2 separate regions of the Homo sapiens genome follow, and region 2 is linked to region 1. The links are chromatin contacts, found by Hi-C or POLR2A ChIA-PET in ENCODE. All regions are on one chromosome and are shown on one strand. The core of a region is the stretch at or near the end of the contact, and the rest is flanking DNA. Distances in the headings are between cores, read along the strand shown. Region 1 has its middle 15 kb from the start of LINC02283. Region 2 overlaps LOC124900702 (a long non-coding RNA gene).

Region 1 (6,666 bases), core at 4,147-6,646:
AGAGGTGATGCAGGCTTGATCTTGGTGGCAGTCCTGGAAATGAGGAGGATGGGGAGGATCCGGGAGTAATTCAGGAAGAACTTGTAAAGTGTATGAGTCAGAAGAAGGAGTCAGGGATAACACCCAGGTGTGCGGTTTGGGCAGCTGATGCACAGGTACTAAGAGGAGCAGTTCCTGGCTCATTTGGGAGCATCTTGAATTTAGTGTCCTGTGAGGAGCCATATGGTCAGTAATTGCTATGCAAGTCTGGAGCCTGAGAGAGGGCAGTGCTGGAAATAGAGAGAGTGTGAATGGTAAATGAACGGGGCGGGTCCAGGTAAGAGGAGCCTGAGGGAGTCCACCGACAGGCCAGTGGCTAGGCTGCCATGACTGTCTAGGGCAACGCAGCAACTCTGTGTGGTAACTCTTCCTGCATTTTGTTTTCTAGTCTGCATTTTCATGGGCATCAGATAATTAAATTCTCATATGTGGTAGAGGCTATGGTTGCTTACCCCATACCTATTCTCTCCTCTGCCTTGACAACAGACTCCTCTATTGTCAAAGGTCTCAATGTGCCCAGCTAGAAAACTATGCCTCCCGGCATCCTTTGCAGATAAAAATGGCTAGTGGGGTAAAAATGGAAATTGTTGAATGAGACTTTTAAAAAGTGTCCTAAGGGGGGCTGACTCAGCAAGGAGGCATATAACCTTTGGCTCTTCTATTTTTCTTTATTTCCTCCCTGGGACTTGGGCCTAATGGCTGGGGCTTCATTGGCCCTCTTGGACCATGAAGTAAACTTGAGGATGGAAGCTACACACTAAGGGTGGGGAAATGAGCAGAAAGATAGTTTCTGGGTCTCTGATGACTGTGAAGTTACCCTACCAGTCTGGGTGACTTCCAGGTTTCTTTGACATGAAATAAAAAATAAGCTTCTGCATTGTATAAGCCACTGATATTTGGATTTTGTGATTTATGCAGTCAAACTTAATCTGATAGATCATTCATACAATAATCAAACATGACAGTGAATTCAAGAGACTATATAGGAATACGCAAGAAAGGATAATGCAGGTCGGGTTGCTGCATGAAAGAAGAAAATGTTCTGTCTTATATCATCAGGGAAATTTTCCACATTTCTTTCAATGTCTTGAACTGGGAGTGCAACAACCAAAGCAGAACGTCCCAAGTCTCTCCCCTTGGGAGTCTATTAGCAACTGCATCTTTGAAATCACAAGGGCATGTCAATTCCATATACTGAAAGCAAGTACAAAAACTGTGCTCAATGTGATTAAGACCTAACAACTATAATTGAATAATTGCAAAGTTTATTTCAGACAATTTAGAAAGTGCAGGTATCTCAACTGCTTGGAATTCACATTCTGTACAAAGTTTGCTTGCAAAATTTCCAGAAAATTTTATTTATATATATATTTTTTTATATTTTATATATATTTTTTATATTTTATATATATTATATTTTATATATATTTTATATTATATATATAATATATATATATATAAACGTGATTCTCAGTTCCTGTTAGTCCACTAATTCTTCTAGAAGTTGGTCTCCAGGTTGCCTGACAAAGGAGGTATGTGAAGGCCAAAATCCAACCTGGTCTTTCTGCCCAAAGGCTACCTGGGGGTAGGGCCAGTTCCGCCTGGAGGCAGCAGCACTTTTTACAATTTGTCCCCCTTAAGAGGCATCCTTTGGCAATTGACACTGAGATGCTAATGCATTAGCAAGTCCCCTGGTAGATACATGCACTCACGTTGCTCCTCTAAATGGCATTCAAGAAGCTGAGGCATGGGAAGGCGTATCAGGAGTCCCTCCAAACAGCCGAGTAGGCAGATGAGCACTTTGAGGGATTGGTACACAGAAATTTATTACAGGTAGACAGGTATGGATAACCTGTGACCGAGCTGTAGCCACTAATATAAACTCCAAAAAGAGGAAAGCATTTTACTTCCGACCAAGACTAAGGAAATGAGGATGTGACAAAAAGGGGAAATTTTGAAGAAATTTCTTTGGCGCTTCTGTTGCTCTCTAGCAGCCCCTTGTGGTACTTGAAACAATCTGCAGCCCGGTGCCTCTTCCAGGGCCTGCTCTTAGCTGCAAGAGGTTTGAACCCTAAGAAACCGATACCTCAAATGCATTAGAATCCCTCTTCTAGGCACAAGAATCTCATATACCTTTCAAAAAAAAAGTTCACAGTAGCCAAAAAGAAACTAGCAATGCATCAATTTTCTGAACACCAGTGAAGCTCATTCTGTAAGAGAACCAGTTGGGTTAAGAATCTCTCTCTGTCTCCCCCGTTCTCCAAACATTTCATAAAATCTGTGCTCAGGTAAATCAATGGACACAATACCACAGTTCTGTAGGATAGACAGCCAGGAAGTAGGCAAAGGTCGGCTCATGAAGGGCCCTTTGTGTTCTGCTGGGAAATTTTAAGGCAATAGGGAGGTAGGTAGGATGTAAGTAAGGAGGTGACACGATCAAACCTATTATTTACAAAAGATCGTCCTGGAAACAGGGTGCAGCTTGGTTGGGCTGGGGGGAGAATATGGATTAGGAGACTGTGACGTCAAGACTGACTTGGGTCAGGAGACGCTGACCCAAGGCAAGCGTGGAGGCATAAAGACAGAAAAGGAGAGCTTGAAGAGACATGTGTGATGAGAACTGGAAGAGACATGTGTGATGAGAACTGAAGGGCTTAGCAAATGGCCAGATTTCCAACTAAAACAACTCAGTGGCTGGGATCGTCAAGAACTGATACTGCAAACAGGATGTGTGGAGTACGGTAAGGGGTGGAGAGATTGGAAGAGGAGAACTGGATGAGTTTAGATGGTTTCATGGAAAGAGCTTTGCCTCTGGAGTAAGGCTCCTGCCCTGATGCTACTTTGTTCTGTTTTCTATTTGGCATCCATTTCTATGTAGCATCCATTAATCAGAGGGCCAAACTAATGGCCAAAGTTGTTAACATCTCCCCAGAAATCCAGCTTCCACAGGTGCATGAAAATCATTTACAGACCTTCCAACCAGTCCTCAGTCCGTACCCCAAATCACCTCCCCTATCAAACTCACACACCCAAGGGCTAGGCACCAGGTGACTAGAGAATGTCCCAATGCCCCAAAGCCTGCTAGAAGGATGTAGACTAGCCAGTCCTACACTGTTTACCCTGTCCCGCCTTGCCTTTCCTGCAGAAATCCCAGTCCAGGCTGTGGCCTATGCTTTCCCCTTCTGCCTCTTGACCTCTTATGCTTCCCCATGTGACCCTGTGTCACATGACATGCCTTCTCCTCTTGGGAAATGTAGTAAAAATCTTTCAATGGCATTAACTTCTGTGTGATACCACTCAATTCCTTTTATTTATCTTGTTTTTATAGACAAGGTCTCAATCTGTCACCTATGCTGAAATGCAGTCGTGCTATCACAGCTCACTGCAGCCTCAACCTCCTGGGCTCAAACGCTCCTCTTGCCTCAACCTTCTAAGTAGCTGGAAGTACAGGTGTGCACCAACACCAAGACTAGCTAATTTTTTTTTTTTTTTTTTTTTGTAGACACGGGGGTCTCACCAGCTCAGGCTGGTCTGGAACTCCTGACCTCAAGCGATCCTCCTGCCTCAGCCTCCCAAAGCATTGGGATTACAGGCTTGACCCACCATGCCCGGCCTCAATTTGCTTTAAAAATTAAGACATGAGCACAAATCACACCTCTTCCTTTGTAATTCTAGCTATGTTACTACCTTTGAATTTTCTTTTGCTCACCTAAAATATATGAGTAATAAAAAAAATTTATGTGATTGTCATGAGGCTTATTTAAAATATATGATAACAGGACGGGTGTGGTGGCTCATGCCTGTAATCTCAGCACTTTGGAAGGCCAAAATGAAAGGATCACTTAAGACCAGGAGTTTGAGACCAGCCTGGTCAACATGAAGAGACCCCCATCTCTTTTTTTTTTTTTTTTTGAGACAGAGTCTCACTCTGTCACCCAGGCTGGAGTGCAGTAGTATGATCTCGGCTCACTGCAACCTCCGTCTCCCAAATTCAAGCAATTCTTCTGCCTCAGCCTCCTGAGTAGCTGGGACTACAGGCGTGCACCACCATGCCCGACTAACTTTGGTATTTTTAGTAGAGATGGAGTTTCACCATAGTGGCCAGGCTGGCCTCAAACTCCTGTCCTAGTGATCCACCCGCCTTGGCCTCCCAAAGTGCTGGGATTACAGGTGTGAGCTGCCACACCCGGCCCCCATCTCTTAAAAAAAAAGAAAAGTTATAAAAGTCTTTGCACATTATAATCATGTTCATTATTATCACTAACTCTCAAGAATGTGATCTGCTAGTGCCTTTTTCCCAGCAAACTCAGCTTCTTACAGGCACAATATTGTCAATGAATTCATGTTCATGAAGCATCACCCCTGTCCAGATGCAGGGCATCCTATAACCCAGGTAAATTCACTGTGATCTGACCAAGCAACAGATATAGAGCTATGAGAAACAGGATTGGTTGGTCTTACCTAATGCATACAAAACTCTTCACTTAAAAGAGAAAAATTAGTAAAAAGGACTCCCCCTGTGTATTTTTTTAAATGTTATATTTATGATCATTCTAGCTAGAACTTTTCAGGAGTCCAACTATTCAGAACTTGACTATTAAGCCTTTGTTTAAACCCAATTGTTAGTTTATAAAAACTTCCCGCTAGACTCTCAATTATTGTTGTTCTAAACACAATGATTTGAGAACAAAAATGAAACAAAAGATGTTTTAGAAAGAAAAGAAAGGCAATACATGAAAAAAAGCAGACAGAAGGAAAATGGCCTTTTCCAGCAGCAAAATGCTGTTCTTGTTATTCCAAAACATAACAGTAATTCTACAGAGAGCCTCCCACAGTTTCAAGTTGCTAACAAAGAAAGGCTTGTCCAATACCAGTCAGAGAGTATCAGAACCAAGATGGTGACTCTCTTTAAAGGAACTCAGCATGAGAAAATTTCTAGATTTCCCATAGCATTTAATGCTAACTCCATGTGGTTCAGAGTGAGAACAGATTGCAGCAGGATCACAACCAGAATGAGGCATGTGAGATGCCTGAGGTGCAAAATTTAAGGAGGCACATGGACTCCCAACTCTGTTGAGTGTCCCTGGTCCCCACCCTATGGTACAGCTACAAGGATAAAGAATTTCCATTCTAACACCATTAACATAGAGGAGCTCTATCAAGTGGCTAGCCCTCAGCTGTAGCATAGTCTAAATACACACTATTGTATGCTGTACTCCACGCTGAAGCAGGCCTCTATGGATGGACTGGGTCCTTTGCCAAGTAGCTTTCATAGAAATCTAACGACAGTCCTGAATTTGAAGAGGAACTGAAACTAAACATTTGCTTATTCAGACCAGAAGTAGAACAAACTCTCAGCCTCAGTGAGGTACAAGTCAGTGTTTCTGAGAAATTCACAAGTTCTACAAAAACACCTTTTATGAAAGTAGCCACCACCCAAGATCACCCACGTACTTAATTCCAGTAGTGCTTGGGGTAAAAAATTTCCCTATATCTAGTTCTTCCTTTAGCCTCACTCACTCCAGGCTTGGACAGGTTGCCAGTAAAACTCTGGGTTTTTTTTTAAATCTGGGATACAATTATTCCCATAAGTCTGATGGCAAATGAGTGCATTCTGTGGAGTGTTTGGTTTTTCCAGATTCAAGAAAAGCTCTATTTAACTGCAAAGGGTGCTTTTCAGCTGTGTCCCTACTAAAAGCTTCCCATACAGTCACTCTCAAGACTGTTGTTCTTTTTTCACTAGAGACGGCCACAGTCATTATGTTGTAAGCATTCTGAGTTGATGCACATGGGAAGGAACTTCGGGGTCAACATTCAATCTGGCTTCAGGAGTTGCCAGATTTGAGTGTTGGTTTCTCAGTTAGTCTGCTGCCCCGAAGCTCCCCCATAAATCCTTCTGTGAATGGGTAATTTATTCAATCCTGCAACAAATATTTACTGAGCACTTACTCTGAACCAGCACTGTTCCAGGCACCAGGGATGTATCAGTGAACAAAACATGCAAATTCTGTCATCACATAGTTTACATTCTAGAAGGGGAGGCAGAAAATAACCAAAAGCACGTCAATAAACTATACAGTAAGTTAGAAGATTATACGTTGTAGGGGAAGAAAGAGAAAGTTGAGCAGGGTAGGTGGGATGGGATGTGCTGGGGATGGGGGCAGCATAGAGGTGGACATGGTGGGATGGTGCCGATGGCAAGGTTAAATAGGACTGTCAAAGTCGGCCTCTTGGAAAAGATGAAATTAAGGAGATACTTTAAGGAAGTGAGAGGATTATCCAAAGATAACTAGGGAAAGAGCATTCCATACAAAGGGAACAGCCAGTTCAAAGGCCATGACAGGGGTGTGTTCTTGTTGTGCTCTAGAAACTGCAATGAGGCCCGTGAGGTTGGAAGGAAGTGAACAAAGAGAACGGAAGAGAACTTTGAAGAGGTGACGAAGGCCAGATCGTGACAGGCCTTGATAAGTGTAAGACGAAAAGACATTGCACGGTTTTGAGCAGAAGAGTGATCATGACTTCATTTTAAAAGGATTCCTCTAGCTGCTGCTTTGAAAATAGTCTGTTGTGGGAGGGAAAACAGCAAAGTGGGGAGACTTTTGAGGAGCCTACTGCAGTCATACAGGT
Region 2 (6,917 bases), core at 3,514-6,013, 410 kb after region 1:
ATTTATATTTTTGGGGGTATATACTCAGTAATGGGATTGCTGGTTTGATTGGTAGTTCTGTTTTTAGTTCTTTAAGGAATCACAACACTGCTTTCCAGAATGGTTGAACTAATTTACACTCGTACCAACAGTGTATAAGTGTTCCCTTTTCTCTGCAACCTTGCCAGCATCTGTTATTTCTTGACTTTTAGTAATAGCCATTCTGACTGGTGTGAGATGGTATCTCATTGTGGTTTTGATTCACATTTCTCTAATGATTAATGATATTGAGATTTTTTTCATATAGCACTGTCATTTAAGGCATGTGACTTTGAGGCAGTTGCCTCACCTTTTTAAGCCTTAGTTTTCTCATTGGAAGAGTATGGGCTACAATGCAATTGAACGTACTTGCTGTGTGTCAGGCACTGTTCTAGGAGCTTTCACAGATATATTATTTAAGCTCTACAGTAACTCACATGAGATAAGTGCTCTTATTATCCCCATTTTGCAGAGGAGGCAACTGAGGCATGGAGAGAATGAGTAACTGCCCGGGTATACACAGCTAGTGAGTCGTAGAGCTCCAGTTCGAACCCACTCAGTCTGTGCTCTTAACTACCTCATTATTTTCCCATAGACTTATTGTAGAGATCAAAGAAAATACTGTTCACAAAAGTATTAGGTTGGTGCAAAAGTAATTGTGGTTTTTGTCATTTAAAAGTAATGCATACTTAAAGTATAAGATTTCATAACCAAGGACCCAGAATGATGCCATATAGCATGATTCTGTAAATGCTTAATAAGAAGTCATGATTATAAGGGTTGTCTGACTCTTTCCTGGAGGCTGAGAGAATAAAGAGCCAAGAAGGATGTCTTCATCTGGTCCTGAAGTGGAGGAGAGAAGGACCTGGCACTGTTTGGAGTTTGGAACCTCCTTCACGTAGTGCCTGGTTTGGGTCTGAAATGATTGTCCTCCAGCTAAAGGGCAGGACCAGCATTCCTGAATGCCCCAATGTGTTATGGATAAAGAGAAACATCTCCAAGAGAGCAAAGCTCTGAATAAGAATTACGGCTAGGGGGCATGGTGCACCCCAGGGAAGGAGTCAAGGGGGAGACATTCATTTTGGGGCCAGAAGGGATTCCAACTGGACCACCACAAGGAACTCTAAGCTTTTTATTAAGCAGCTACTTTGTGCCAAGTCCTGTGCAAAGCAATTTCATATACATTACCTTATGCAATACAGTAACTTTGGACAGAACATTCTATTATTTTCTTGTAGAGATGTGGAAATTGTGTCTCAGAGCAGTGAAGCAATGTATTCATGCTCATATACCTAATAAGGGGCACCTCTGGATTTAAACCTGATTCCAGGTCTTTTCAATACACCATACTGCCGCCTAACGTCCTATCTTCCTTCCAGTAACATTGCTTTCATTTTCCCCAAGAACAAAGTTGTAAGTCTGTCCAAAATGTTGGAATATACCTTACTTTTTATTTTTATTTTTATTTTGTGAGACGGAGTCTCGCTTTGTCTACCAGGCTGGGGTGAAGTGGCATGATCTCAGCTCACTGCAACCTCCACCTCCCAGGTTCAAGTGATTCTCCTGCCTCAGCCTCCCAAATAGCTGGACTACAGGCATGTGCCACCATGCCCAGCTAATTTTTTGTATTTTTAGTAGAGACTGCGTTTCACCGTGCTGGCCAGGCTGGTCTCAAACTCCTGACCTCGTGATCCACCTGCCTTGGCCTCCCAAAGTGCTGGGATTACAGGCGTGAGCCATTGTGCCCTGCCATACCTTACTTTTTAAATGAAGGTTTGCCTAGAAAGCTGTTGTAATTACTTGTATATAAACCAGATCATGTTTTAAAAAATGTCTTCAGAGCACTAGCATTTTCTATAGGAATTATCCATTTGTAAAGCAAATAAGAATTCTCTTTCCCTCCCTCTGGGACTAATTCAGGTTTCATGGCAATCCTTGCTTTTTTTTTGAGACAAGGTCTCACTCTGTCACCCAGGCTGGAGTGCAGCAGTGCAATCTTGGCTCACTGCAACCTCTGCCTCCCAGGTTCAAGCAATTCTCCTGTTTCAGCCTCCCAAGTGGCTGGGACTACAGGTGTGTGCTACCACATCCAGCTAATTTTTGTCTTTTTAGTGGAGATGGGGTTTAATAGTGTGGCCCAGGCTGGTCTCAAACTCCTGACCTCAAGTGATCCACCTGCCTCAGCCTCCCAAAGTGCTGGGATCACAGCCATGAGCTACCACACCTGGCCCAATGCTTGTTTTTATATTGGGCATTTAAAAGCCATTGTATATCAATATCAAGACAAGTGGAAACCATACAAGATCCAAGAAAACCGCATTCCTAAACCAACAGCACAGCACCTGGAAGAGAGATGGCAAATGGTGTCAAACTGTGATTTGGGATGTCAAGATGGTCTTCCAGAATGATGGTCTTCAAGCATGATGGTCTTCAAGCATCAGCCAGGTATACCTTGATTTGGAATGTGACCTTCTTCTAACCTTTCTCTGAGCACCAGTCCTGGTTTTCAGCGATTCCTTGGACATCTCCCCATCTATATTTTGTAGAAGTATCCAAGTCAACACACTCAAGGCCAAACTCCTGAGTTTCTTACCCCACCCAGCATTTCAGCCTTCCCTTAGTGCTTTTATGAATTACTTTTTCAGTCTTCCCTCGCTATAACTTCGCTTTTCAACATTTACTTTGTTGGCAAAACACTTTGAAACACTGTGCGTCTTACACTTGTACCTGTCTTTCCTTTTGGGTTGTGTCTACCACAAAACTTCGTTACATCTGTTTAAGCACTAACAGTGCCTTCCTTGGCCTCCTTGTCTCTGCTTTCCCTTTGAATCTGCTCCACATCTTCATGGCAGACCAATTTTCCTAAAATTAGCTCCCATCATGTTCCTGCTTGCATCAAAAACCTTTGGTGCTTTCCTGTGGTTGCCTTGGGAATCAAGTCCACCAGCCTGACGTTGAAGCTCTCTGCAGGCTTTCACTGGCATTTCAAGCCATTTATTTGATCTCTTCCCTTTGCGAGTGTAAGTGCGTGGCTGCTCACTGGGCCCACACTCTCCTACCTCTTTGCCTTTGTTCAGCTTCACCATCCCTGTGCCTCTGGAAACCCACCTTTTTTTTTTTTTTTTTTTTTTTGAGACGGAGTTTCATTCTTGTTGCCCAGGCTGGAGTGCAATGGCGCAATCTTGGCTCACTGCAACCTCTGCCTCCTGGGTTCAAGGGATTCTCTTGCCTCAGCCTCCTGAGTAGCTGGGATTACAGGCATGTGCCACCATACCCAGCTAATTTTGTATTTTTAGTAGAGACGGGGTTTCTCCATGTTGGTCAGGCTGGTCTCGAACTCCCGACCTCAGGTGATCTGCCTACCTTGGCCTCCCAAAGTGCTGGGATTACAGCTATGAGCCACCACACCCCGCTGGAAGCCCACCTATTCTATGAACCCGACTCCACAGCTCTCTCTTTTGTGAAGTTTCCCTCAGTTCTCCACTCCTGATGAATACAATCTCTTCTTTGGCAATTTGTATTTTTCTTCTAAGCCAACCCCATTCTGCCTTGTATTATGGTTGTTGATGTATTACGGTTACTGACAAGGTTGGTTCTGCCTTGTCTGATTCTTTTTTTTTTTTCTGAGACGGAGTTTCACTGTTGTTGCCCAGGCTGGAGTGCAATGGCGTGATCTCAGCTCACCACAACCTCCGCCTCCAAGGTTCAAGCGATTCTCCCGCCTCAGCCTCCCCAGTAGCTGGGATTACAGGCATGTACCACCACGCCCGGCTAATTTTGTATTTTTAGTAGAGATGGGGTTTCTCCATGTTGGTCAGGTTGGTCTCGAACTCCTGACCTCAAGCGATCCGCCCGGCCATCTGATTCTTATTTGATGCTTAGTTTATTAAAGGCTAGAACTGTGTCCTTTTCACTTCTGCATGTCTAACAACAGAGGCTTATACATCGCAGGAGCTCAAAAATATGTATAGGACAACAGGAATTACAAAAGAATTAAAGAGTCTTTCCCTATTAAAAGATGACACTAGATATCTATAACTAAGAATAGACAGATACCTGGGCAAAATGTGCACTTTTTGAGTGCTGAGGCTGCAATCCTTTATTGGGTACAATGACATGTCCACATAAGCTTTTCCCAAAGAATGTGAATGAAGTTCGACCCAATATGATGACATCCAGGGCAGGGGACAAGATTCCCTTTCTGGGACCTAAATTTTTTTGTGTACAGGGCGTACATGGATTCTATTCTGAAATGACTAAAAATTCTCTAAATAGCTCCAAGAGGGAAGTCTGTCTTCCCCTCCCCACATACTGATGATATCTGAGCACAAGGAGAAGCCACTGACAAATGTAGAAACCTGGTCCTCATCTGCAAAAATGAGTGCTTTGAACTAAATAAACCTTATAACCTGTTATAGTTTGAGAAATATTACATATTCCATTATTTTCCTGGAGAGGTTTAGCCGATCATACTGAAAAACAGAAACCAAACCCCAAAACTCACCAATGGTTAAGCTTTCGTCTAGGGAAAAAAGTGACTTTTACGAGCACACTGCTTATTTTGTGGTGACTGCAGAGCCCAATATCTAATCTGCTTCCCCACTTCCTGTGTTATGAAATGCTGGACATAGTTTTCTCTTGGCTCAGTGGCAATTTGATAAAGAGCGAAGAGCTGAGATGAAAGACATAGTGAACACTGCCCTCTTTTGTCCACCCTGGGTTTCTGCCACTTCTCTTTGGTAAGTGTATCAGGCAGACACGAGTTAAAGTCGTGCTAGTTAAGTAAACCTTGGTGTGTAATTCCATTTCAGTTGTTCTCTGCGTGACTCCCCGGTTTCAGCAGTGTGGAACATCTTTATTTTGGTGTCATAAACATTTCAGCTTACCCAAGCCTGCCACTTTGCGCCAGAAACCATTTAATGATGGTTGTTCGGTGCCGACCCCAAAAAAGTGGATGTAAAGCAAAAAAGAGGCTCTATTGTCTGAGGTTTTCCTGCTCCGTTTGGATTACCAGGGAGTTAAAGATAAAACCCCAGGCAGAAAGCTACATGTCAGCAGTAAGGGAACAAGATTACCTTCCACGTTACTCATTTAGAAGAGACGGCTTTTGTCTTAGTGTTTTGAGAAATTCTTCTTAAATAATTTGGTTATGACTTTCTTGTGTGTTGTGTGAGATATGTAGGAAGGAGCTTTATAAAGGAAATATAGTGCCACGTTGCTTAAATTTATTGAGGCAACCCTAGCAAGAGAAGTGCATTTCTGTTTGTAGAACAACTTATACATTTTTCATAGGCATAAACAGAAATTAAAAATTAATATGGGCTGGGTGCAGTGGCTCATGCCTGTAATCCCAGCACTTTGGGAGGACAAGGCGGTGGATCATCTATGGTCAGGAGTTTGAGACCAGCCTGGCCAACATGGTGAAACCCCATCTTTACTAAAACTACAAAAATTAGCCAGTCGTAGTGGCAGGTACCTGTAATCCAGCTACTCAGGAGGCTGAGGCAGGATAATCAGTTGCACCTGGGAGGCAGAGGTTGCGGTGAGCCGAGATCATGCCACTGCATGCCAGCCTGGGAAACAGAGCAAGAAAAATAAAATTAATATGACCTCCTTTCTTGGCTGACCTGAATCATACTTTGCAGTTATTTTTTTTCTTGTGAAAGTGAGTTTGTATTTGGAAGGTCTGCAGAGAACACCAGGGATGAAGAGGTAGAGGAGGGAATAACGTTAGTTAGGAGTACAGTTTAGAGTGCTGTTGGCTGTTTGCCCAAATGCAAATTATTTAATTTGATCTGAAAGCTTTAAATGTAATATTTGTGAGGATTCAGTCCATCAGTAAATCATCAGATATGTGTGTACATTTGCTGTGTACCCAACTAGGCATCAGGGCGTACATGACAATAGGGGAGATTGTGTTCTGGTTGGAAAAGGAAGAATTAATTTAAGAAAATAGTTTGGAGTCTGCTTCCTATAATTTTGTTCTTAAATTTTAACCTAGTGGCAGCAACTTTATGTCCTTTCTCTCCCAGGACAGTTCTAGGGACAAATATTTAGCTCCACTGTGCCTACCAGGGAATTGTATTTTATAGAACGTGTGCTTTGATTGGCAGCTTGAAAAACATGGTTAAAGTCGTGATCAGCACGAATGGAACAGTCAGGAAATGGGTCCCAGGGAACTTTTCCATTCCCACTACTCTTTGAAAAGCCCTGCAAAGATGCTATTGCAAATTTCTGTCTCATCAAACCGGGGATATTACCTTTATAAAAAGAATGCAAGGACTCATAATTCATGATATCCTCTCACCAACGATAGATCTCTAAATTATCAGGAGTAAAGTATATTTAAGAGTAAGAAAATATCTATCAAAGAAGAAAGTCAAGAAATGAATCTGTTTAGTTGTTTTCTTCCTGCTAAGAGCCTCTGATGGAGCATTTACACTGGCTTATGCTCATGTGTGTAGGATCGGCCAAATGCAAGTGGAAAATTATTAGCCAGGCAGTAGTCAGAATGCTCATCCATTCAAGAGCTTCCATTCAGATATATGGAGCTGAAATCTGAAACTAAGGGCTCTGTCCTAACTTTAGCAACTTAATTGCATAGAGCTCCACAGTGGCCTGATTAAGAATGGCTGGTGTCTTGAAATATTTTGAAAATACTGATACCAAAAGATTTTATTCTGAAAAATTATTATCCAATGAGGAAAACGAAAAGGAACCAGTTACAGAAAAGCCTACAGTCTCCGGGGATTGATGATAGAGCACATCATTGAAATGACTGCTATTTCAGAGAAAAGCAGTGCGGAGTTTACATGCTTTCCTTATAACATGAAATTTTAGTCCTTTGTCCAACACTGGGAAGTTAGAGGGAAGGAAACGTCTCTTTACTAACGAGAAAA

What was found. A loop is a pair of places that touch in the nucleus more often than their neighbours do. ChIA-PET counts read pairs that join two places held with the same protein, here RNA polymerase II (POLR2A). Pooled maps may share reads with other maps.
Region 2: a loop to region 1 is called in a map with no recorded cell type, with 4 times the contacts of the local background. The contact joins two enhancer-like sites. A Hi-C loop is called at or near these places in 1 of 37 single-sample maps with no recorded cell type and 2 of 50 pooled maps. POLR2A ChIA-PET finds 5 or more read pairs at or near these places in 1 of 52 experiments (GM10248).

Annotation. Positions count from the first base shown.
Region 1 is chr4:54,314,466-54,321,131 of GRCh38, reverse strand. No RefSeq gene overlaps it. Among named protein-coding and RNA genes, the nearest start is that of LINC02283, 15 kb to the left of the region's middle. Within about 2 kb of position 5,396, at least 2 of the 41 ENCODE cell types and tissues checked have a DNase peak (open chromatin) inside an H3K27ac peak, as active enhancers do.
Region 2 is chr4:53,906,622-53,913,538 of GRCh38, reverse strand. The region is part of intron 1 of LOC124900702 (a long non-coding RNA gene); the gene reads right to left. Among named protein-coding and RNA genes, the nearest start is that of CHIC2, 150 kb to the left of the region's middle. Within about 2 kb of position 4,763, at least 6 of the 41 ENCODE cell types and tissues checked have a DNase peak (open chromatin) inside an H3K27ac peak, as active enhancers do.